3 separate regions of the Homo sapiens genome follow, and all the other regions are linked to region 3. A link is a loop called in an ENCODE intact Hi-C map of the cell type or tissue named here. Cell type or tissue: B cell. All regions are shown on one strand. Each heading gives the region's core, and the rest is flanking DNA. Links, peaks and the distances in the headings are about the cores only. Region 1 overlaps EHMT1 (euchromatic histone lysine methyltransferase 1). Region 2 overlaps EHMT1 (euchromatic histone lysine methyltransferase 1). Region 3 overlaps EHMT1 (euchromatic histone lysine methyltransferase 1).

The links. Peaks named below come from ENCODE experiments on the same cell type or tissue, not always from the same donor. Only the 100,000 strongest peaks of a DNase experiment are listed, where the experiment ranks them.
Region 1: a loop joins it to region 3, with 4 times the contacts of the local background. A loop is called at or near these places in 2 of 110 quality-filtered maps.
Region 2: a loop joins it to region 3, with 3 times the contacts of the local background. A loop is called at or near these places in 2 of 110 quality-filtered maps.

The regions. Positions count from the first base shown.
Region 1 is chr9:137,803,699-137,812,267 of GRCh38, forward strand. EHMT1 (euchromatic histone lysine methyltransferase 1) reads left to right here. Exons shown (of 27, transcript NM_024757.5): 19 at 7,763-7,917. Among named protein-coding and RNA genes, the nearest start is that of MIR602, 30 kb to the right of the region's middle. RefSeq lists an enhancer at 5,373-5,452. In B cell, for the core only: no CTCF peak of the experiment used is centred there; a DNase peak (open chromatin) is centred at 5,543.
Region 2 is chr9:137,821,986-137,830,554 of GRCh38, forward strand. All of the region lies in intron 25 of EHMT1 (euchromatic histone lysine methyltransferase 1), which reads left to right. Among named protein-coding and RNA genes, the nearest start is that of MIR602, 12 kb to the right of the region's middle. In B cell, for the core only: no CTCF peak of the experiment used is centred there; a DNase peak (open chromatin) is centred at 3,846; H3K27ac peaks cover 1,563 bases.
Region 3 is chr9:137,744,280-137,750,401 of GRCh38, forward strand. All of the region lies in intron 6 of EHMT1 (euchromatic histone lysine methyltransferase 1), which reads left to right. Among named protein-coding and RNA genes, the nearest start is that of MIR602, 91 kb to the right of the region's middle. RefSeq lists enhancers at 1,179-1,228, 1,379-1,428, 1,619-1,838, 4,272-4,771. In B cell, for the core only: no CTCF peak of the experiment used is centred there; DNase peaks (open chromatin) are centred at 772 and 1,402; H3K27ac peaks cover 2,169 bases.

The DNA of each region.
Region 1 (8,569 bases), core at 4,081-6,580, 63 kb after region 3:
CCAGTAGCCAGGCATGGTGACACACACCTGTGGTCCCAGGTACTCGGGAGGCTAAGGTGGGAAGATCGCTTGAGCCCAGGAGGTCAAGGCTGCAGTAAGCTGAGATCGCACCACTGCACCCCAGCCTGTCTCAAAAATTAAAAAAAAAAAAAAAAACCTGCCAAACTGCTTTCCAAGTGATTGTACCATCTCTAGTGTATGAGAGTGCATTCATCCGTTCTCACACTGCTATCAGGGTTCTACCTAAGACTGTAATTTATAAACAAAAGAGGTTTAATTGACTCACCCTTCAGCGTGGCTGGGGGGTCCTCGGGAAACTTAACAATCATGGCAGAAGGTGAAGGAGAAGCAAAGCACGTCTTACATGGTGGCAGGAGAGATTGAGGAGCATTGTACCACACTTTAAAACCAGCTCTTGTGAGAACTCACTCACATGAGAACAGCATGGGAGACCCACCCCCATAATCCAATCAGGTCCCTCCCTTGACACATGGGGATTACAATTCAAGACAAGATTTGGGTGGGGACACAGAGCCAACCCATATCAGACAGTCCTGGTTCCTCCGCATCCTTCCCAACACTTAGCATGGTCAGTCTTTAACTTTTATCCATTTTAATAGGTGTGTAGTGATATCTTGTGGTTTTAGTTTTCAGTTCATTTCATTTCTCTAATGACAGTTGATGTTAAGCATCTTTTTATGGGCTCATTTACGATCCATATATCTTTTTTAATGAAGTGTCTGTTCAAATATTTTTCTTGCTTATTATTGGGTATTCTGGAGTTTTAAGAGTTCATGTTCTGGATATAAGTCCTTTATCAGATATATGGTTTACAGATCTGTCTTTGGAAGTGCAGAATTTTAAAAGTTTTTATAAAGTTTGGTTTATCAACGTTTTTCTTTATTTTTAACTGGATCCTGTTTTTGGCGTTCTGTTTAAGAAATCACTGCCTAATCTGAGAACCCAAAGATATTCTCCCACATTTTCTTATACGAGTTTTATGGTTTGGGGGTTTACATTTAGGTCTGTGTTTTATTATAGTTGACTTTTGTATGTGGTGTGAGGTATGGATTGAACTTTTTTTTTTTGGCTTATGGATGCCTAGTTCAGTGCCATTTGTTGAGAAAACCATTCTTTCTACATAGAATTGACTCTGTACCATTGCCAAAAGCCAGTTGTCTGCATTTGTGAGTCAGTTACCCATGTGTTATTCCACATGTGTCAGTCATTTGCATGTCTGTCAGTCATCCATGTATGAGTCCGTCCATGTGTGTCAGTCATCTGCATGTGTGTCCACATGTGTCAGTTGTCCATGTGTGAGTCAGTCATCTGCATGTCTGTCAGTCGTCCACATGTGTCAGTCCACATGTCTGTCAGTCGTCCACATGTGAGAGTCTGCATGTGTGAGTCAGTCATCTGCATGTGTGTGTCTCTCATCCGCATGTGTGAGTCCATCATCTGCATGTGTCATTCGTCCACGTGTGAGTCGTCCACGTGTGAGTCATCTGCATGTCTGTCAGTCGTCCATGTGTCAGTCCACATGTGTGTCAGTTGTCTACATGTAAGGGTCAGTCATCTGCATGTATGAGTCAGTCATCTGCATGTCTGTGAGTCTGTCGTCCACATGTATGAGTTGGTCATCCATGTCAGTTGTCTGCGTATGTATCAGTCATCCGCATGTGTGAGCCAGTCGTCCACATGTCAGAGTCAGTTGTCCACATGTGTGTAAAGTCAGTCGTCCAGATGTGTGTGTCAGCTCCAGGGCCCTCTCTTTTGATGCATTGATCTGCATATCTGCCTTTAGGCAAGTACTGTCCTTTCTTGACTGATGTAGCTTTACAGTAGGTCTTGCAAAATCATTTTTCTCCTCCCAAACTTGATACTGCTATTCTCCTATATTTTACACATATATATGTTCTGAACACCATAATAGCCATGTAGTTATTCTGTTTAAACAGTCAGTGGTCTTTTTTTTTTTTTTTAAGATGGAGTCTTGCTCCGTCGCCCAGGCTGGAATGCAGTGGCATGATCTTGGCTCACTGTAACCTCCGCCTCCCGGGTTCGAGCTATTCTCATGCCTCAGCCTCCTGAGTAGCTGGGATTACAGGCACGAGCCACCACGCCTGGCTAATTTTTGTATTTTTAGTAGAGACGGGGTTTCACCATCTTGGTCAGGCTGGTCTCAAACTCCTGACCTCGTGATCCACTCACCTTGGCCTCCCATAGTGCTGGGATTACAGGTGTGAGCGACTGTGCCCGGCCTGGTTTTTTCTTTTTTTTTTTGGAGACAGTCTCACCCTGTCACCCAGGCTGGAGTGCAGTGGTGCGATAGCTCACTGCAACCTCCACCTCCCTGGTTCAAGCGATTCTCCTGCCTCAGCCTCCCAAGTAGCTGGGATTACAGGCACATGGCACCACGCCTGGCTAATTTTTGTATTTTTATTAGGGATGGGGGTTTCACCATGTTGGCTAGGCTGGTTTCAAACTCCCAACCTCAGGTGATCTGCCCGCTTTGGCCTCCCACAGTGCTGGGATTGCAGAAATGAGCCACCACGCCCAGCCGAGTGGTCTGTTTGAAAGACTGCAGAAGAGCTCTGCAGTTGCTCCTGCCATCCCCATCCCTGTCCCTGCCACGCTTCTCCACCTTGGTGGGCTCATGCTCCTGATGTTGCTTCCCTTCCGCTGGCCTCACTCCCTTTACCTTTTCTGTGGTGTTGGTCTGCTTGTGATGAGCTCTTGCAGCTTTTTTTTTTTGAAATGGAGTTTTGCTCTTTCACCCAGGCTGGAGTGCAGTGGTGCTATCTTGGCTCACTGCAACCGCCTTCTTCCAGGTTTCAGGCGATTCTCCTGCCTCAGCCTCCTGAGTACCTGGGATTATAGGCGCTGGCCACCACGCCCGGGAAATTTTTGTGTTTTTAGTAGAGATGGGTTTCACCATGTTGGCCAGGCTGGTCTCAAACTCCTGACCTCATGATCCGCCCGCCTCGGACTCCCAAAGTGCTGGGATTACAGGCGTAAGCCCCTGTGCCCAGCCCTCTTACAGCTCTTTAATGCCTGGAAAGTCCTTATTTTGCTTTCATCTTTGAAAGATATTCTTAGAATTCTGGATGCGTAGTTATTTCTTCCAATGCTTTAAATGGCGGTTTCCCTGGGTCCTCACCTGCAGTGTTTGCAGTGAGAAATCCAGTGCCACCACACAGTTATTTCTCTGTGTATAATGTGTCTTTTTTATATGGCTGCTTTTAAAATGTTTTTTCTGTATCTCTTGGTTTTAGCAATTGGATTTTCCTCTAAGCCTTAGTTTGTCTGTAAAGCAATTTGATTACTGAAGTGCTTTGGTGTTATTTTGTGTGTGTGCACGTAGGGTTCATTGAGCTTCTTGGATCTGTGGATTTAGGGTTTTTGACAAATTTGGAAATTTTTCAGTCATTATTTCTTCAAATAATGTTTTCTGCCCACCACGCTTTCCAGTATTCCAGCTGTGTATGTAGGAGTTCTCAGAGTGGTTCCACAGCTCACTGGTGCTCTTTTCAATTTTTAAATTATTATTTTTTCCCTCTGTGTTTCAGTTGAGCAGGTTTTTGTTGGTTTGTCTTCTAGTCCACTCATCTTTTCTTCTGCACGTGATGCTGTTGAGCTCATCCGGTCTGTGTGCTTACATTCTAGGCATTGTCGTTTTCAGCTCTAAAAGTTCTGTTGGAGTCTTTCAAACATTTCCTAACATGTTTCTACTTAACTTTCGAACCTATAGAATACAGTTATACCAATGGCTTTATTTACTTATTTATTTATTTATTTATTTATTTATTTATTTATTTGTTTATTTTAAGGCAGAGTTTCACTCTTTTGCCCAGGCTGGAGTGCAGTGGTGCAATCTTGGCCCATTGTAACCTCCGCCTCCCAGGTTCAAGCCATTCTCCTGCCTCAGCCTCCCGAGTAACTGGAATTACAGGCGCGCACGACCACGCCTGGCTAAGTTTTGTATTTTTAGTAGAGGCGGGGTTTCACCACGTTGCCCAGGCTGGTCTCGAACTCCTGACCTCAAGTGATTCCCCCGCCAAGGTCTCCCAAAGTGCTGGGATTACAAGTGTGAGCCACCTCACCCAGCCCACCAATGGCTTTAATGACCTTGTTTGCTAATCCAGCATCTGTGTCAAAGCCGGGCTTTTTGATTGACTGGGTTTTTCTCCCCATTGTGGGTCATGTTTCCTGTTCCTTTGCACATCTGGTAACCTGTAGCCGATGCCAGGATGTGGGTGGGTTTTGCAAAACTTGTATGGTGCTAAGGACTCTTCTTCGTGTGAATGTTCTTGAACTTTGTTCTGGAACTCAGTCACTTGAAAGCAGTCAGATCATGTTGGATTTTGCTTTTCAGGTTTGTTAGGTGGGTCTGGAGCCACCGAGGCAGGTCCGTCCATTGTCCTCCAGCCCACAGCCTGTAGATGGAGAGTGTGGCCTGCCTGGTTGTGGGGAAAGGCCCCGGCTTTGAGTGCACATTCTCAACAGGCTTGTGGCCGCTAGTGTCCTGCCGGATGACCCACTTCCTGCCGGAAGTGCACAGATCTCTGGAACCTCTCTTGGAGCTCTGTTTTCTGTCTGAGCATCCGGGGGCCCTGCCTGCCTACCCCCTGCGCCATGGTTGGAGCTCTGGTGGCAGTGAGCTGGGCAGCCACGGGCTCCCTCACAGACTCGCCTCTCAGGGGCACGGTCCTTCCCTGCCTGGTGTCTGGTGTCTTGACAACCATGGTCATAGGTTTTGACTGTTTTGTTTTACTCTTCTGGTTCTTTTAGGTGGGAAGGTAAACCTGTTCTGGTCTGTATCACCCCATTGTTTCAGGAGTGCGGTTGCTCACCAGTTGTAGGCCAGGCTTGTCGTAACTCAGCCAACTTCAGAAAGGCTGGGCGTTTGAACAGTCCCAGAGTGGAAGGATCTTATGTGAACTGGAAGCTCTCAAAAATGTAATTCTGGGCGGGGGGTGGGGGGGGCGCGTGGTGGCAGATCACTTGAGGTCAGGAGTTTGAGACCAGCCTGGGCAACATGGTGAAACCCCGACTCTACTAAAAATACAAAATGATGAGCTGGGCCTGGTAGCATGAGCCTGTTATCCCAGCTACTGGGGAGGCTAAGGCACGAGAATCGCTTGAACCCCAGAGGCAGAGGTTGCAGTGAACCAAGATCGTGCCAACTGCATTCCAGCCTGGGTGACGGAGTGAGACTCCGCCTCTAAAAAAAAATAAAAAATGTAATTCTGGTTATAAAATCATAAATCATTCTGATAAAGGAAAAAGAAAAGAGGCCCCTAAGCAAGCAGCCTTTTGTTCAAGGAGCTCTGAAATGTATGGAGGAGGGAAGCCAGAAACAAAGAGCAGAGGGGTGGAGGAGCCCAAGAGCAGCAGAGGCTCTTCAGGAAATCCACTGAGGCCTACACACGGAGTTCGCTTTTAGTTTTCTCTTTTAGAAGTCAAGGGAACAGTGAAGCCCATGCCGGGGGCTGGCCGTTTGTGGATGAAGATGCTGGAGACCAGGCCACTCGGTTTCTGTTCTGCTTTTTTCTTCGCCTTCACTGAGCTGGAAGGGTTGACGGTGCTGCACGGTGTGGAGTTGGGAGGGGGACTGCGTGAGAGCACAAGGGTGTCTCAGAAGAGCCCGCGTCCTTCTCTCTTGGGGGTGACCCTGCCTACCTGCAGAGCCAGTCCCTGGGATGTGGCGGCGGCCCTGCGCCCTCGGAGGGAGGCGGGGCAGAGCTCAAATGGAAGCAGAGCCTGCGGGGTGGAGACCGCACCCCTGCAGGGGTCTGCCTTGGGCCCCGAGCCTCCTCAGCCGCCGCAGCAAAGCGGTCAGTCAGGCGGGGCTTGGTTTATGGCATCTGGGAAGATCGCTGACCATTCCCGAGGGGAAGGAGGCTGCAGCCGGCGCTCCCAGACACCAGCAGAGCAGAACACACTTCAGGAACGTGAAACGCTCACGTGCTTTTAATCCAGCAATCCTGCCTCTGAGGATGCATCCTTGAGAAATAATGTAGAAAATGAAAAGCACTAAAATATTTGCTGGCATTGTATTCCAGAAATATACCAACAGACATAAACCAAGTGTTCAGTAAAGGAAAGGTCCGGAAGCTGAGTGACTGTGGGGGAAGGGTCCGGAGGCGGTTCCGATGCCGCCCTGTGTGGACCGTCGGTGATGGGTCCGGAGGCGGTTCCGATGCCGCCCTGTGTGGACCGTCGGTGATGGGTCCGGAGGTGGTTCCGATGCCGCCCTGTGTGGACCGTCGGTGATGGGTCCGGAGGCGGTTCCGATGCTGCCCCTCGTGGACTGTGGGTGATGGGTCCGGAGGCGGTTCCGATGCCGCCCCGTGTGGACCGTCGGTGATGGGTCCGGAGGCGGTTCGGATGCCGCCCTGTGTGGACCGTCGGTGATGGGTCCGGAGGCGGTTCCGATGCTGCCCCTCGTGGACTGTGGGTGATGGGTCCGGAGGCGGTTCCGATGCCGCCCCGTGTGGACCGTCGGTGATGGGTCCGGAGGCGGTTCCGATGCCGCCCCGCGTGGACCGTCGGTGATGGGTCCGGAGGCGGTTCCGATGCCGCCCTGCGTGAAAGGCGCTCCTCGCACGGCGCCAACTGGAGGAGGCCTCAGTACCTGGGAGCCTCTGGTGATGACGAAGGGTCAGGGACAGGTGGGCATCAGGCTTAGGAAACAGCGTGGGCGTGTTCCTCATTCCGTTTATCGCTGTTTTATCCCTGGGGCGATAGAGTTAGGGATACTTCATTGTTCTGATTTATATTCTTGGCTGCCTGGCAGAGTTGAACATTTTCTTATGTTTACCGTTCATCTTTTTCTTACCTACGTTTTTTATTTTCTTCTCCTTTGCACATATTTTTTCAGAATTACAGTGTTCTAATTTACTGTGTGATTATAAATCATCTATATTTTACATGTGGCACAAGTATTTCTCCAAATTTTATTTGTTTTATTTAAAAGAGGCCTTTTTTAAAGTAAAATTTTTTGTTTTTTTTTTTGAGACAGAGTTTCGCTCTTGTTGCCTAGGCTGGAGTGCAGTGGCACGTTCTCGGCTCACTGTAACCCTCTGCCTCCCGGGTTCAAGCAATTCTCCTGCCTCAGCCTCGCAAGTAGCTGGGATTACAGGTGCCCACCACCACGCCCGGCTCATTTTTTGTATTTTTAGTAGAAACGGGGTTTCACCATGTTGGCCAGGCTGGTCTCGAACTCCTGACCTCAGGTGATCTACCTGCCTTTGCCTCCCAAAATGCTGGGATTACAGGCGTGAGCCACCATGCCCGGCCCAAAATTTTAATTTAATCAAATTTGCACGTCCTTTTTTCAAATCTTTCAAAAGCATTATCCTATCCTATGACTATACCCCTGCTTGGAAATGAATATAATTTTTAAAAATACATGAAAGAAAAGTGCCTCCAAGTGTTAATATGTTGAGTGTAGGTTGATATAATTCTGGATGACCTTTTCCCTATTTTTATTCTTTACTGTGATTATGCTACTTTTATAATTATGTTATTTTTACAATGAAACAAACAAAACATGAAACGAAGTGCCTTCCAGAGTTGAGATGGGCGCTAGGTTCCCATCCGGTGACCTGTGGCACCCTTTCCACCTGGCCCTGCTGCGGACGGCCACGCATGCTCCAGAGCCTCTCCCCGGGCACATGGGCTGCAGCTGCTGTGGCCCAGCCCCAGCACTGTGAGCCAGCAGGAAGCCTGCACTGAGCTCTGGCTTGTGTCTGTTCAGGAGGAGAACATTTGCCTGCACTGGGCGGCGTTCTCCGGCTGCGTGGACATAGCCGAGATCCTGCTGGCTGCCAAGTGCGACCTCCACGCCGTGAACATCCACGGAGACTCGCCACTGCACATTGCCGCCCGGGAGAACCGCTACGACTGTGTCGTGTGAGTGCAGTGCTTCCCCCAGCGCGGGCTGGCGCTGACCTGACCTGGGCGCCCAGAGAGACCGCTTGACAGTCTTGTGTTCACACTTGGGGCGTGAGTGGACACAGGCCCTCTGTTCCTTCGTGTGGAAGTCCATCCTTGGTGTTCCACACGCAGAGAAGTGTCTTTCCCAGTCCACGTTTGAGATCAGCTGTGGTTTATTTCTGGGTTAGGGAGGATTGTCATGAAAAAATTCCCAAGTTGGAGTCTCAGACCTGATACTCCTCACATGGCTGAGGGGCAGCATGGGAACAGCCCTGCTCCCAGCAGGGACCTGCCAGCTCAGAGTCCCCGAGAGGCTCAGGGTGCCTTCTGGGAGCAGTGCCACCCACAGCCAGGGCTGGAGTTGCTGGGGGCTGTGGCACTCGCCACTCAGGGCCCTTTTAAAACTTGAGACCTTCAGCTGGGTGGTGGTGGCTCACGCCTGTAATCCCAGCACTTTGGGAGGCTGAGGCAGGCAGATCACCTGAGGTCAGGAGTTTGAGACTAGCCTGGCCAACATGGTGAAACCCCATCTCTACTAAAATACAAAAATTAGCCGGCCATGGTGGCATGTGCCTGTAACCCCAGCTACTCCAGAGGCTGAGGCAGGCGAATCGCTTGAACCCAGGAG
Region 2 (8,569 bases), core at 2,741-5,240, 80 kb after region 3:
AGTATATGGTTTTAGTTTTTACAAATGTACATCCCAGTGTAATCAATGCCACAGTCAAGATATGGAGCATTTCTGTCACCCCCAAATCCCCTGTGAGCCCTTAGTCCCTCCTTCTCCCCTGCCCATCCTGGTGGATGAGTTCCACCTGCATTCACATTTTCTATAAACGGAATCCTGTGTCCGGCTTTGCATGTTTTGTGATTTGCCCACGTGGCTACACGTGTCAGTGGTTTGTTCCTTTCTGTTGTTGGACGGTGACCCACCTGGCCTCCCTGCTGGTTTATGCCTGCTTGCCTGTGGGTGGGCCTCCGTCCTTTCCAGTTCTGCCATCACGAGGAAACCTGCTGTGACTCCCATAGACTTGTTTTTAATGGACATGAATTTTTATTTCTCGAGTAAATGGGGGTGGAGTTACTGGCTCATATGATGGGGTACCTTTAACTTTAAAAGAAACCGCTAGTTTTCCAAAGTGGTTATAGCACTTCCGTTCCCACCTCAGTGAGTGAGAGCTCCAAACACTGTGACTTAGATTTGCTGTCCTGATGCTTGATGAAGAGCCTCTTTTCATATGTGTGTTGCCATCCTTTTACTTCTTTTGTGAAGTAATTTTTAAAATTTGCCAGTTTGGGCCGGGCGCAGTGGCTCACGCCTGTAATCCCAGCACTTTGGAAGGCCGAGGCGGGCGGATCACGAGGTCAGTAGTTCGAGACCAGCCTGACCAACATGGTGAAACCCCGTCTCTACTAAAAATACAAAAATTAGCCGGGTGTGGTGGCGCATGCCTGTAATCCCAGTTACTCGGGAGGCTGAGGCAGGAGACTTGCTTGAACTTGGGAGGTGGAGGTTGCAGTGAGCCAAGATCATGCCATTGCACTGTAGGCCTGGGCAACAAGAGCAAAACTTCATCTCGAAAAAAAAAAAAAAGCCTGTTTTTTGTTGTTGTTGTTGTTTGTTTGTTTATTGAGATGGAGTTTCGCTCTTGTCGCCCAGGCTGGAATGCAGTGGCACAATCTCGGCTCACTGCAACGTCTGCCTCCTGGGTTCAAGCGAGTCTCCTGCTTCAGCCTCCTGAGTAGCTGGGACTACAGGCGCCGGCCACCATGCCTGGCTAATTGTTTTTTTTTTTTTTTTGAGACGGAGTCTCACTCTGTCGCCCAGGCTGGAGTGCAGTGACGCAGTCTCGGCTCACTGCAAGCTCCGTCTCCTGGGTTCACCCCATTCTCCAGCCTCAGCCTCCTGAGTAGCTGGGACTACAGGCGCCCACCACCACGCCCAGCTAATTTTTTGTATTTTTAGTAGAGACAGGGTTTCACCGTGTTAGCCAGGATGGTCTCGATCTCCTGACCTTGTGATCTGCCCATCTCGGCCTCCCAAAGTGCTGGGATTACAGGCGTGAGCCACCGCACCGCACCCGGCCAACGCCTGGGTAATTTTTTTTTTTTTTGAAACGGAGTCTGGCTCTGTCACCCAGGCTGGAGTGCAGTGACACAATCTCGGCTCACTGCAAGCTCCGCCTCCCGGATTCACGCCATTCTCCTGCCTCAGCCTCCCAAGTAGCTGGGACTACAGGTGCCCGCCACCACGCCCAGCTAATTTTTTGTATTTTTAGTAGAGACGGGGTTTCGCCGTGTTAGCCAGGATAGTCTCGATCTCCTGACCTCGTGATCCGCCCGCCTCGGCCTCTCAAAGTGCTGGGATTACAGGCGTGAGCCACCACGCCCGGCCCAACGCCTGGCTAATTTTTATATTTTTAGTAGAGACGAGGTTTCGCCATGTTGGCCAGGCTGGTCTCGAACTCCTGACTGCAGGTGACCCACCCGCCTCAGCCTCCCAGAGTGCTGGGATTACAGGCGTGAGCCACTGTGCCTGGCCAATTTGCCTGTTTTTTAATTGGCTGCTTGTCTTCTTGAGTTGTAGGAGCTCTTTCCATCTTCTGACTCTGATGTACATATAAATATGTGTGTGATGTGAATATTTTCTTAGTCTGTGCCTTGCCTCCTCACTTTCTTAACAGTGTCTTTCAGGAAGCAGAATTTTGAAATTCTATTACTTTCCATGTCCTAAGAATTCCATGTCTATCCCAGGATTGTGAAGATTTTCTCCTTTTTTTTTAGAAGTCTTATGTAAAAATGCAAGTTAAGGCCAGACACACTGGCACGCTCCTGTAATCCCAGCACTTCTGGAGGCCGAGACGGAGTTTGAAGCTGCAGTGAGCCGTGATCGAGCCACTGCACTCCAGCCTGGCCTGTCTCTCAAAGATGTGGGTTTGAAGTAAGGATTGAGGTTCACTTGTGTCCATGTGGACAGTTAATCCAGCACCACTAGTTCTGCTTATACCAGCTGATGGAGATCTACGTCTGGACCATGTTTTGTTCCTTTGATCTATTTGCTGATCCTCAAACAATGACACATTCTCTTGACTGATAGTAAAGCTTGGAGCCAGGTAGTGTTAGGTCCTCATACTCCTCATACTCGGTTTTTTTTTCAAAACTGTTTTGCTCCTCCATGTCCTTTGCATTTCCATAGACAATTGAGAGCCCGGGCGTCAGTACAGGCCAAGGCTGCTGGAATTTTTGCTGAGACTGCACTAAATCTGCTGGCCATTATCGCATTGAGCCTTCTGACCCTGTGTCTGTAGGTGGCCCAGCTGTCTTTGAGTTTGATATTGAGTTTCTCTCAGCAGAGCCTTGTAGCTTTTAGTATGTAGATCTTACACTGTGTTTTGTTAAATGTATTCCTAAGCACATCATACTTTTCATGTATTATAAACAGTATTGTTTTTAAATTTCATCTTCCAGTTGTTTGTTGGAAATAATGCGGAAATACTTGATTTTTTTGTGCATTGACCTTGTTAAATGTATGAATTCTACTCACTTTTTGGACTATTAGGCTTGTCTGCACATGTGGTCACGTCATGTGTGAGTAAAGACAGTTTTTCTTCTCGCGTTCTGAGCCGTGCAGCTTTGTTTTCTGGAAGGTCGGGCATAATGCTTGTTCTCTTCCCGGCACTGGGGGAAGAGGTGTCCTTACCCTGTCTAATGTTAGCTTCAGGCCTTTTGTAAATGCTCCCTGGGTTGTCAGAATTCACTTCCTTGGCTGCAGGATGAGGCCTCTGCTTCCTTGCTGGCTGGCAACCGGGGGTGCTCTGAGCTCCTAGAGGCAGCTCTCTTCTTGAAGGCCAGCAGGAGAATGTCGGGGCTTTGCCACGCTGCCTTCCTCACATTCTGTGGGCCAGAAGCAAGTCACGCTCAAGGGGATGGGTTGATACAAGGGAGACTCTTGGGGCTGCCTTAGAATTCTACATGTGTGTGGGCCGACTCCCTCTCCTCACGGGCACCTGCCTTCCCCACTCCGAGCCACGGCCACGCTGACTTGCTTCCTGCAATCCTGCCTTTTCCACAATATCATGTAAGTGGAATCACATGCCATCTGGCCTTTACCATTTCCTGGCTGGGTCATGTGTGAGTGACCTTCAACTGTATGAGAAACTGCCCAGAGGTGCCACCCTGGGCACCTCTGTTTGTGTCCTGTGGATTTGGCTGGGCCATCAGTCTTGGGTGGGAGGGCAAGTGCAGCACCAGCTGACCCATCACAGTCAGAAGCAGGAGCCCTTAGCATCTCAGAAACCCTGATGCTCTTGTATTTGAAGGAGGCATATTTTTCCTCTTGTTGCTTGATGGATAGAAATAGAGTAGGTTTTTAAAATTAACTCTTTAACCTGTGGCCTAAAGTCACCTATTAAGTGTAATGATATGTGTGGGTCCATTGTTTTGTGTGTGTGTGCCCGTGTCATCACCACGCAGGCTGCCCCGGTCCCCTTGGTTTCACTTCTCATTCTTGTCGTCTACACCGGCGGGGCTGCCCAGTGTCAGGGAGGAGGCGTGGCCTTTCAGGACTGTTTCCCGTGATGCTGTTGTGCAGGCGTCGGGATGCTTTTATCAGAATAACAAAGTTCTCTTTTCTGTCCCAAAGAGTTTCATGAATTGTTGTTGAATTTTGTTGAACATTTAAAAAAATCTATTGAAATAAGCCTATGATTTTTCTCCTTGTTCTGTTAATGTGAATATCTGATTTATATGCTATTGTTACTGGAAATAATTTATGTGTATTTTAACCATGTGGCGTCAGTGCTGTGTTGTGTGGTCAGTCTGGGTCCATAGGGGGTGGGTGGGTGGGGCGGTGTGTTCCTGTTTCTGTGCCGTCTCCTTGCTGCCATATCTCCTGCCCTGGTCTCTCCTTCCAGCATCTGGCATCTCTGTAGGTCTGTTTCTAGCATCTGTTTTGCTGCTTATCTTCTTCTTTCCCTGTCTCCTCATGTTTCTGGTTAGTTTTGTTTGAGTGCCAGACATTGTATTTTCAAACCTGCTTGAAGAAGATGCACTGGGTCACCCCGGTCCACTTCCAGGCACCAGGAGGCCTCAGAGCTAAGCTGCAGGCCGTGGCCTCTGTCACCCCAGCTGACTTTAGCCTCCAGGTGGCCCTGGTTCCTGGGGCCTGTCTCAGTCCGTTGAGGCTGCTGTAACAGAACACCATAGACTGCACAACAGACTGGTTTCTCACAGTGCTGGAGGCCAGAAGTCCAAGGTCAAGGCACCTACTGGTTTGGTTCTCAGGAGGACCCCACCGCCTGGCTCATGGAGGGACCCTGCCTTCTCACTGCGTGATAACCAGTGAGACCAAGACAGGCGGGTGGAGCCGCAGCCCAGAGGAGAGGGGAGAGCTTTGCTGGGGCTTCGAAACCACCTCCTAATGGCAGCATTGTGCACACAGGCCTGTCTCCCTGCTGATGCGGCTGTGGCCTTCACTGGCCAGGTTCCTCCTGCTCACCTAGGGCCGCACCTCCCAAACTGTCTGTGTGGAAGGGCCATTTCCATATTCCCAGTTCACTGTGGGCCAATCCTTTTGTAAAATAAGGACTGCAACTTACCAGGCTGCTTTTAAGTTGTCACATTCAACAGGCACAATACTGCTCCATCAGATCGCTGCTGGAGGCTCTCAGTTCCTTGACTCGCTTGTCATGTTGGCCGGGGGGTCCCCGCCTCCTCCCCCACACGTCTGTGCTGTGCCTTCACACCTGTTCCATGGCATGGACTTTCTGTGCTTCCTTCTCCTGTCTGGAGCCACGCCTGCCCTCACCTCCTCAGGGACATCCTGTCAGCACTCTCCACACTCCTTGATGCCCCAGAGCTGCCACACTCGCCTGATTCCTTGCCTTCCAGTCTGTCTGCAACCAGATGCAGCCAGGCCTCGCCTCCCATGAGTGTCCCTAAGTCCAGGGCAGGCTCTGGTCCCCACCCACCCGAGGCAGCAGCATCTAGCCCTGCTCCTCCCTGCACCCTCTCACTTCTCAGCCATGGACACACAGGCCCAGGTACGGTTCTTGTTCATTTTGGGGATGTGGAGAGCCACGAACACACCAAAGCCTCCTAGGTGTCTGCTACAGCTCTGACCCACGCCCGGACCCCAGACCCCAGACCCCTGTCCACCTGAGCGCCAAAATCTCTGGGTGCCAGGAAGCTTTCTGATTCTGCCTTCAAAGTATTTCCTGGACCATTGCAGTGGGCACCCACCCCTGGGTCTGCCCCAGCCCTGGTGTTGCCATCTGTTCTCAGCCTGGGGCTACAGGGACCCCAAGCCCTCTGCTTTTGGCTCAAACCTTGCACAGCCCATTCCCCACTGACTGCCCCCCTCCACTGCTGTCACAATTGCTCGCACTCCCTCATGCTGTTCTGGAGCTGTTGAACATGCCCTCTGGGATCCTGCCCACCCGCCCTCCCGGTCCTTACCTTCTTTAGGCCTTTGTTCAAATCTCCCATCAACTTGGCGCCCCAGGGAGCCCTCTCCATGGTGTGCTTGCCCGAAACCTAGGTGGAAGGTTCTTCATCAGAGAAACCTTGGAAGAGCAGCACAGGAGGGTACATTTAAAGCCCTCAGCGGTGTCCGTTCCTTTGAGGGTTCTGGGATCTGAAGCCTCTGAACCGTAGGAGCAGCTAGGGGAGGCCGTGCCCCTGTGTGAAGGGGCTCCTTGTGCCAGCCGACAGGGTGCGACGGGGTGGTCGGCCCGGCTGCCATCGTGGGAGGGACGTGGACGAACGGCACGCAGTGGGAGGCCATGGGCAAGGTTGATGGCCCATGGGGGCGGCCCCTTTGTCTCTTGGGGCTACAGCCTGTGCTGTGACCATCCACAGGCCCCAGGGGGGTGCTGGCGGGCATCAGGGAAGTCCCGGTGACAAGGGGCATCAGCAGGGGTCAGAGGGGTGTGCCCAGGAGGAGCCCCTCTGCATTCTTCAGGGTGCATGGAACCCACACCCTGTCCCCAAAGATGCCCTGGACATGCCCTGGGGTGGGGGGTGGGGGGCAGCACATGCCAGGCTGCCACATGTGTGTGTGGCCTCAGGGAGTCTGGGCTGGGTCATCAGGCATGACCATTGCCAAGGCCACATCCTGACTCTAGGCCCCTCTGGTCTGGGCAGTGAGGCCAAGCAGAGCACAGGGTCTCGAGACCCCATGACCTCTAGGGTCACGCGGAGGCTCCTGGGGTCAGACTGAGAAAGGGGCTCGTCCTGAGAAGCCACAAAGTGTGCTCCTGCGGGGGTGCGGGGTGGGGGAGGTACCACGTCTCCCGGGCAGCCACAGATCCCACACTCACGGCCCAAGTGACGCTTGGTGCAGAGCTGGAAGGTTCTCAGGGTGGGAGGAGGGTTATTTTTAACGCACTGCACTAGAGCATCTCTAAGGCCGGTGGTTCTGGACAGAAAAACCACAAAAATGAGAAGACCAGGAATAGCAAGTCCCCAGCCCTGGGGCCTCATGTCTGCAATGAGCCCTTGGTGGCTCTGAGCAGTGCCAGTTCAGCACCTTGGAGAGCTGCCGCCTCTGTGCCTCCCCTCCTGCTTGCTGCGTGGGGGCTTGTGGAGCCTGCTAGGAATCCTGGGAAGAGCCCAGATGGGCCTGGCCCTCCCAGATGGCCTCTTTTGCCTCTGGCGAAGTGAAGTGAGCACCTGTAGTGAGGTCCACTCCAAGCACCAGGCCCGGGTGTCTGTACAGAGCCCGGGTGGGGCATCCAGGCACCACGGGGAGGCCCCCGCCCTGGTCTCACAGACGTTGCCACTGGAGCTCGTGCCGTGCGCCCACTGCCACCACCTGTCTGCCACCTGCACCTCCTCACCTGCGGCAGCACTTTCTCCACACAGGTTCTTCTCTGATGCCTCTTCCCTAATTTTAAAGGCATTCAGGTCTCTTACTTAGTTAAAAAATAGAAGAAAAATGTTTTACTTCTCTGCCACTTCCTTCAGAGATTCCTTTTTCTTGCCTTTGCAATTCCTTTTTGACCACACATTGTGAAAATTTTCAGACATACCAGAAAGCAGAGAGAATCAGGAGAGTGGAGACTCCTATTCCCCCACTTGGACTTGATGGTTGTTAGTATCTTGCTTTATTTGTTTCATCCTTTTTTGCTGATACAGTGTAAAGTTAGTTACAAATGTGACATTTTACCCCCAGTGACGTCAGAGTGTGCCTGTGAATAGTGCTGCCTGACGAGATTGAGATTGCCGTCACGTGAGGTTCATCTACAGACTCCTAGTTTCCCCGATGTCTTTTCCTGGTTCGCCCCTCTGGAGTCAGCTGGGGCTGTCCCTTGTATGATACTTGGCACATCCCAGAAGTTTCTTCCTACCAGCAGCCCACACAGTGGCCTATGGGGGAGACTGGCCAACGGCCTGAGAAATCCCATGGTCCACATTTCTGTGTGCCCCCCGTGGTGTCACCTCACTTGTTCTCTTATCCCGTGTTTGCGGCCAGCTGGGAGGAAGGGCTGAGGTTTGGCGACACTCACACCGGGGCTGCTGTGTCCCATAGGGAGCTTTATGGCCACCTCGACTGGCCACCCCGAGCATCCATGCCTTCCCTGTTTATTAACAGACATTCTTCTGTTTAAATAAATAAACCTTAAACCTGGGCTTTGTGGTTACTCCTCAGAGAAAGGCAAGATCAATGCTTTATTCTTACCATTTAGTTATCAAGTTTCAGAGGGAGGAAGTAGCAGCAAAGAAATTTTGGTCTTTTTTTTCTTTCCTCTGTTTTGAGTGTTAATGTGGGCTCATGGATTTTTACTTTTTTTTTTTGTTTACATTTTTACATGTGTGTTTGATCAGTTATAGCCATTCTTATTTAATGGTCAAACTGCCCCATCTTTGGCCATGGGGAGCCCATGCAGGCGAGCCCGTCTCCTTTGGTGACACTGCTCTTCGGTACCATGTGACACCCAGGCCTCCCTTATGTTCCTTGCCCCACACTTGGAATCAGCCATTTCTCCAGGATGTCCTTGTGCTTTTGGAAGAGAAAGATTTTTAGACACTGAAATGAGACTCTGGGGTGCCCACTGCTGTCAGGGTGCCATGGGCTCTTGACTCACTTTTCAGAGGACAGAGTTATGAAGTAAATAGATTTTTAAAAATGTGTTCATGTTAATATTTCCAATTCAAATTTAACAGTGTAGAGTTTTTATCCAACTTCTTTGATTTTATATTTGCATCTCTTACAATAAAAATTTTGGTTTCTAAAATCT
Region 3 (6,122 bases), core at 1-2,500:
GTACATCATTCATTGAAGTAAACCTCTTTTTTTTTTCTGTGTTTTCTTTCTTTCTTTTTTTTGAGACAGGGTCTTGTTTTCACCCACGCTGCAGTGCAGTGGCACGATCATAGCTCACTGCACTCAACCTCCTGGGCTCAATGATCCTCCCATCCCAGCCCCCCGAGCAGCTGGGACCACAGGCTCACGCCACCATGCCTGGCTAATTTTTAAATTTTTTTGTGGAGACGGGGACTCGCTTTGCTGCCCAGGCTGGTCTTGAGCTCCTTTGCTCAAGTGATCCTCCCGCCTCAGTCTCCCAGTGTTGGGAATACAGCCATGAGCCACGGCGCCCGCCCTCTTGAACTTGTTCTGGGCTCTAGATTGACAGGAATGATATTGCTGACAGCTTGAAGTGCTGATTGGCGGCTTGCTGTGTGCTCGTTTGTGGTTGGCTTTGCGTGGCCTGCCACCTTGCACTGTGGACACCACACATGGGCCAGGCGTGCTCTCTTCACAGACAGCCTCATCCTGTGTCCACCCAAGGACAAGCACCAGCACGGGCCAAGGCCCCAGCCTTGTCACAGCGGTGCTGTTGCCCCTGGCCAGGTATGGGCACCTGGGCCAGTGTCTCAGGGAAACTGAGGAAGTTCTTAGACATACAGTTTCGGAGTTACATTCATGCTTTTTCAGTTCTGAGGGGTCAGTTAGGAGTGACGCATTTCATAAGGACGAACAGTGGAAAGTTAAGAATCAAGTTGACATGCAAATCTGTGGTTTATTGTTCGAGTGTGTCCAACCATGTTTATTTAGACGCAATCTTGTATCTAAGAAGTTATTCCAAAACTAACAGTAGGAATAGCAGTCCAGGTGAGTTCATCCAAATAGTGACTTACTGGAAAATGCATAATTTTAGTGGTTAAGGTTTTTCCCCTTTCAGTCAGCTTTGTGTGCTATGGCGTATCCCTGAATGTATACAAAGCATTTTCTATCATTTGTCAGAGTTTTGGGGATGTGTTTTCTTCCTTTTGCTTCAATTTCAAAGTCTGTTGTACATTTTTAGCATGTTTTAGGGCAAATTTTTGAATGTTGCTCCCAGGTTGTAGCTTGATTATTTAAAAATTCGTTGGAAATATTACCATTAGATATTTAAAGAGGATTTAAAAATTTTTTATTTTAAGATAATTATTAGTTTTTTCTCCTCTTATATGAAGAAGCATGAGGAAGAAAACACAGCATCATCACCCCATTGTCCTGGTGGCTCTGGCACTCTGAAACAGTCACTACAGGAACTTCCTTAGACGTGCCCAGCACAGCCCAGCCCTCCCCGAAGGACAGGCAGCCCTGACTGCACCGTGGGGAAGCAGCTACCCCAGCAGCTGCCGCGGTCTCTGCACACACGTGTCTGTCGCTCCAGTGCACTGTCTGTTCAGCTGTGTTACGCTCTTTCTGTCAAGTTACAAGGGGTATTCAGTGTCACAGTTTTGCTGAGTATGCCGGAGGCTCATAAGTGCTGTCTGCATTTACAGTGTAGCACTTTGATGTCACCAGGCCACCTCTGACTGTATCCTTCCACCTGCAGAGACCTGAGGGGTGTGGTTTCCTCACCTTCCCCAGCAGGGCTGCCTTCTTGGAGTCCAGCAGCTCTTCATTGCTGAGTCATGCCTGGGGCTGAGCAGCCAGCCACCAGTGTTTGTTCCTCTGTAAGCCGCTTGCTAAATAGCCCCTGCTCATTTTTCTTCTGGATTTTGCATCTTTTGAATGTAGTCTGACGATCTTTTTTGTCAACGAAGAGTTGATCTGTTGGCTCCAGTATGAATGGAGGTTTTTTCCCCAGGTGGATTTTGGGTTTTTTGTTTTGTTTTTTATTTTTTGGGGACAGGGTCTCACTCTGTTGCCCAGGCTGGAGTGCAGTGGCGTGATCACGCTCAGTGCAACCTTGAACTCCTGGGCTGAAGCGATCCTCCTGCCTCAGCTTCCTGAGTAGCTGGGGCTACAGGCACGTGCCACCATGTCCAGCTGATGTTTTTTTATTTTTTGTAGAGACAGGATCCCACTGTGTTGCCCAGGCTGGTTGAACTCCTGGGCTTAAGTGAACCTTCCACCTCAGCTTCCAAAAGTGCTGGGATTACAGGCGTGAGCCACCACGCCCAGCCGATTTTGTCTTTTGACCTTGTCTGTAGTGTCAGAACTCCCAGGTACTAATCAATTTCTTTATGATTTCTGAGTTCTGTGTTCTAATTATGATAAAAACCTTTCTCACTGTTGATTTTGAATGAATTGATGTATGCTATCTTCTAATACTTCTTTTATTTCATTCTTGTATATAAATATTTGATTCATATAGAATTAAAATATCAGGTAGGGCTGCTCAGAATGGGGGAAGTTTATGACATATTAATTATATCTCAATAAAGCTTTTAAAAGAAAATGTGAGGTAAGGGTCCCAGGGCTTCCCTTAAAATGCTTAGGTTTCAGCTCCACTTACTGACTGACATTTCTTCCCTTCTCATTTACAACACCACGTTTATCATGTACCATATGGGATATTAATTTCAGTCTATTTCTCGATTCTCTCTTTCGATTGAGGTTCTCATCTTCTAGAGGAACTGGACACTGAATAACTCTAGGTATTTGTCATAAAGTAAAACATTAAATGACTGTCAAGGCACGAAAAGAATCAAGAAACAAAAGCAAAGCCAAGAAGAAAATGTGGTCAGTGTAAAACAGAACAAGATGGCAGGAACAGCCTTAACTAGATGGGCACTGACAATCAACAGTGATAGTTTCGTTACGTAAGTGGCTCCAGAGAATAGAGAAGGATAGGAAAAGTACGCTAGCCCATTCTGAGACTAAAATATAGGCTGAAGTCACCTAAATCCTAAATACAAAAGTCCTAAATACATTTTTTTTTTTTGGGACTGAGTCTGGCGCTGTCACCCAGGGTGGAGTGCAATGGTGCGATCTCGGCTCACTGCAACCTCTGCCTCCCAGGTTCAAGCAATTCTCCTGCCTCAGCCTCCCGAGTAGCTGGGATTATAGGCACCCACCACCACACCCAGCTAATTTTTGTATTTTTAGTAGAGACAACGTTTCACCATGTTGGCCAGGCTGGTCTTGAACTCCTGACCTCAAGTGATCGACCTGCCTCGGCCTCCCAAAGTGTTGGGATTACAGGCGTGAGCCACTGCGCCCGGCCTCCTAAATAAAATATGAATCAAATGCAATGACATATTAAAATAATGATTGTAAGGAAGTAGGGCTTACCCCAGGATGAGAGTGATTCATTACTAGAAATAGATTATTTAAAGACCAGGATTTACTAGGTTAACAGAATAAATGAGAAAAACTACACAACGTATATGTGTTTTTAAAAAAGGCATTTTATAAAGTTCAGTCCGCTTTCTGTTTTCTGAATTTGGGGGGATTACATTGTGATTGCATGTATGACAACGGTACAGTTGAGTAATGATGGAAGAATGACGTACCTGTGTGGCCACCACCCAGATCAAAGCCTTGAATTCTGGTGGCACTGCAGAAGCCCACTGACCTCCCATCCCCAAAAGTAACCCCTCTCCTGAGTGCTAACCGTGTAGGATGGTCGTGTTTGAAGTGCTAACTCTGTAGGATGGTCGTGTTTGAAGTGCTAACCCTGTAGGATGGTCATGTTTGATTTCGTTCTTTCTATAAATGGAATTACACAGAATGCATTCTTTCTTTTTTTTCTTTGAGTGTGGCTTATTTTACTCAACGTTGTGTTTCTGGGATTTATTTATATTATTAGTTAATTTTCATTGTTATGGAATAGTAGTTTTCAAAGTGGTCTGGGTGGGGGCATTCTGAGACCTGTTGGGAGAGTCTGCAGATCAAAACTGTTATCATACTAATGCTCAGATGTTGGGTGCCTTTTTCACTATCATTCATGGAATTACATGTGATGGCGGCTTTGCTGTGGTGGCTGACACTGTGTCCTTGTAGTTTGAACATGTCTCAGCTTAAATTTCTACTACAGTACATGTTAATAGATACTTGTATTAACAAACGTTCTTTATGGTTCTTGGTGCTATTTCAGAGTGTGCGGGGCCTTAGGCCAGGGAGGCGACCATACAGGTTCCTCTGTATGGCTGCTCTCGTGTCTGTGTCCGTCCCACTGTGGATGGCCTGTGGGTGGTTCCAGTGGGGCCGTCCTGGAGGAGGTTGCTGCCAGCACCCTCATACAGGTGTTGCCCCAGGTACCCACTGGGAACGGAACCGCCATGCCTTGTGCTGGCCTCCATGGACTCTGCCATGCGGCTCCCCACGGTGGCTGCTCAGGTTGCCTTCTTCCCCACCGCCTCGGAGCATCCCCTCTGCTGTGCCGGCCACACTCGGTGCTGCCACTCCAACGAGCAGATAGTGGCATTACGTTTTCAGTTTAATTTGCATTTTCATGATTTATGAGAAGGTTGAATACTTTTTCACATACTTACTTTGCCATTTGGATGCCTTTTGTGAAGTGCCTATTCACATCCCAAACATTTATCTACTGGGCTGTTTGTCCTTTTTGAAACATGTTTTGTAGGGGTTCTTTGGCCTGGAAACAAGCCCTTGTTGTGTAGTCGACATGATTCCTTCTTCTGCATGTGGCCTGCCTTTTCACTGAAACAGTACCCGGTTTAGCCATTCTGCTCAGAAGCCACTTGCCAGAACCTGTTGCTTGACAGCTGGTGCGGCAGCCACTCTGGGTGCTGGTGAAGGGAGAGCTGGACCCTCTCCCCTCTTAGCCTGAATCTGTTAGTGAGCCTGGTGTCCAGAGTTGTGTCCTGCTGGGTGGGGGACAGGCAACTTTTGGTCTGTGGCCTGCTACCCACCCCCAGGACAGATGTGGGAAGCTCCTGGCCTGCTCCTGACCTGCTACCCACCCCCAGGACAGATGTGGGAAGCTCCTGGCCTGCTCCTGGCTTCTCTTTTCCTGTTTCACTTGGGTGTCAGCCTTCTCAGTTCACCTGCATCAGACTCTAAGTTCCCTATTTACTTTATTATTTGTGTGTGTGTGTGTCTTGCTCTGTTGTGCAGGCTGGAGTGAGTGCAGTGGCAAATCATAGTTTATTGTAGTCTTCACCTCCTGGGCTCAAGTGATCCTCCCACCTCAGCCTCCAAAGTAGCTAGGACCACAGGCATGCGCCACCATGTCCAGCTAATTTTTTTTTTTAATTAATTTTTTTGTAGAGATGAGGTTCTCTCAGTCGACAGCCTCTCACTATGTTGCCCAGGCTAATCTTGAACTTCTGGGCTCATGTGATCAACCTGCCTTGGCTTCCCAAAGTGCTGGGATTCTAGGTATGAGCCATGGCGCCCAGCCTCTTCTTAATTCTGATGTCAGTGGTTACCCCTTCTCTTTCTAATCTCCTTGGGTTTTCAGCTTCCACTTGATTCCTTACAGCTGTCTTATGCACAGTGATCAAGCAGCCTCTTATAAAGAAGCTCTTGTTCCTTCCTTAAAAGTCGCTTTGCCAGAGTTTTGGAAGGAAGTGGAGTTAGCTGTGGTGTTAGTCTGCTGTTAATTGGTGGTTTCATTGCCTTGTCTTGTTTTTAAAATAAGAAACCTGTCCAGTGACATGAAAACTCCTGTCAAAGCCGACTGAAGTGTCGGAATGCTTATAGAAGGGTTAGAACATTTCGATGGTCAGTCGTGAAGCAAGGGAGGAGAGGCTGCTGCTTTCACCTCTGACACGAATGCGGCAGCATTGACTGTTCCTGCTGATTCTGTAAGAGAAGAACCGGAAATAAACATTAATATTTTAAAAGACAAGAGAGAAGAGTTTGCTGAGAATATACTCATCCATCTGAAACATCTAGCAAAATCAGCTCAAAACCTATTACAGCTCCTAAGCTGACCTTACATGTGATCAAGACATAAAGACCAGTTATTTTCCTGTATAGCTGCAATAACCAATTAGAAAATGTAGTGTCAGCATTATCAGTAAAATCAATAAATGTCTAGGGATATTTTTAAAGATTTTCTCTAGAAAATTTCAAGCTGCACAAACACACAGAGGACAGTGAGCATTCTCCAGCATTTGGCCTCGTTCTCCACACGTGGGTTGTCTTGGAGCAGATATTTCAGTAGGGATCTTTAAAAGATAAGGACTCTTTGAAAGACA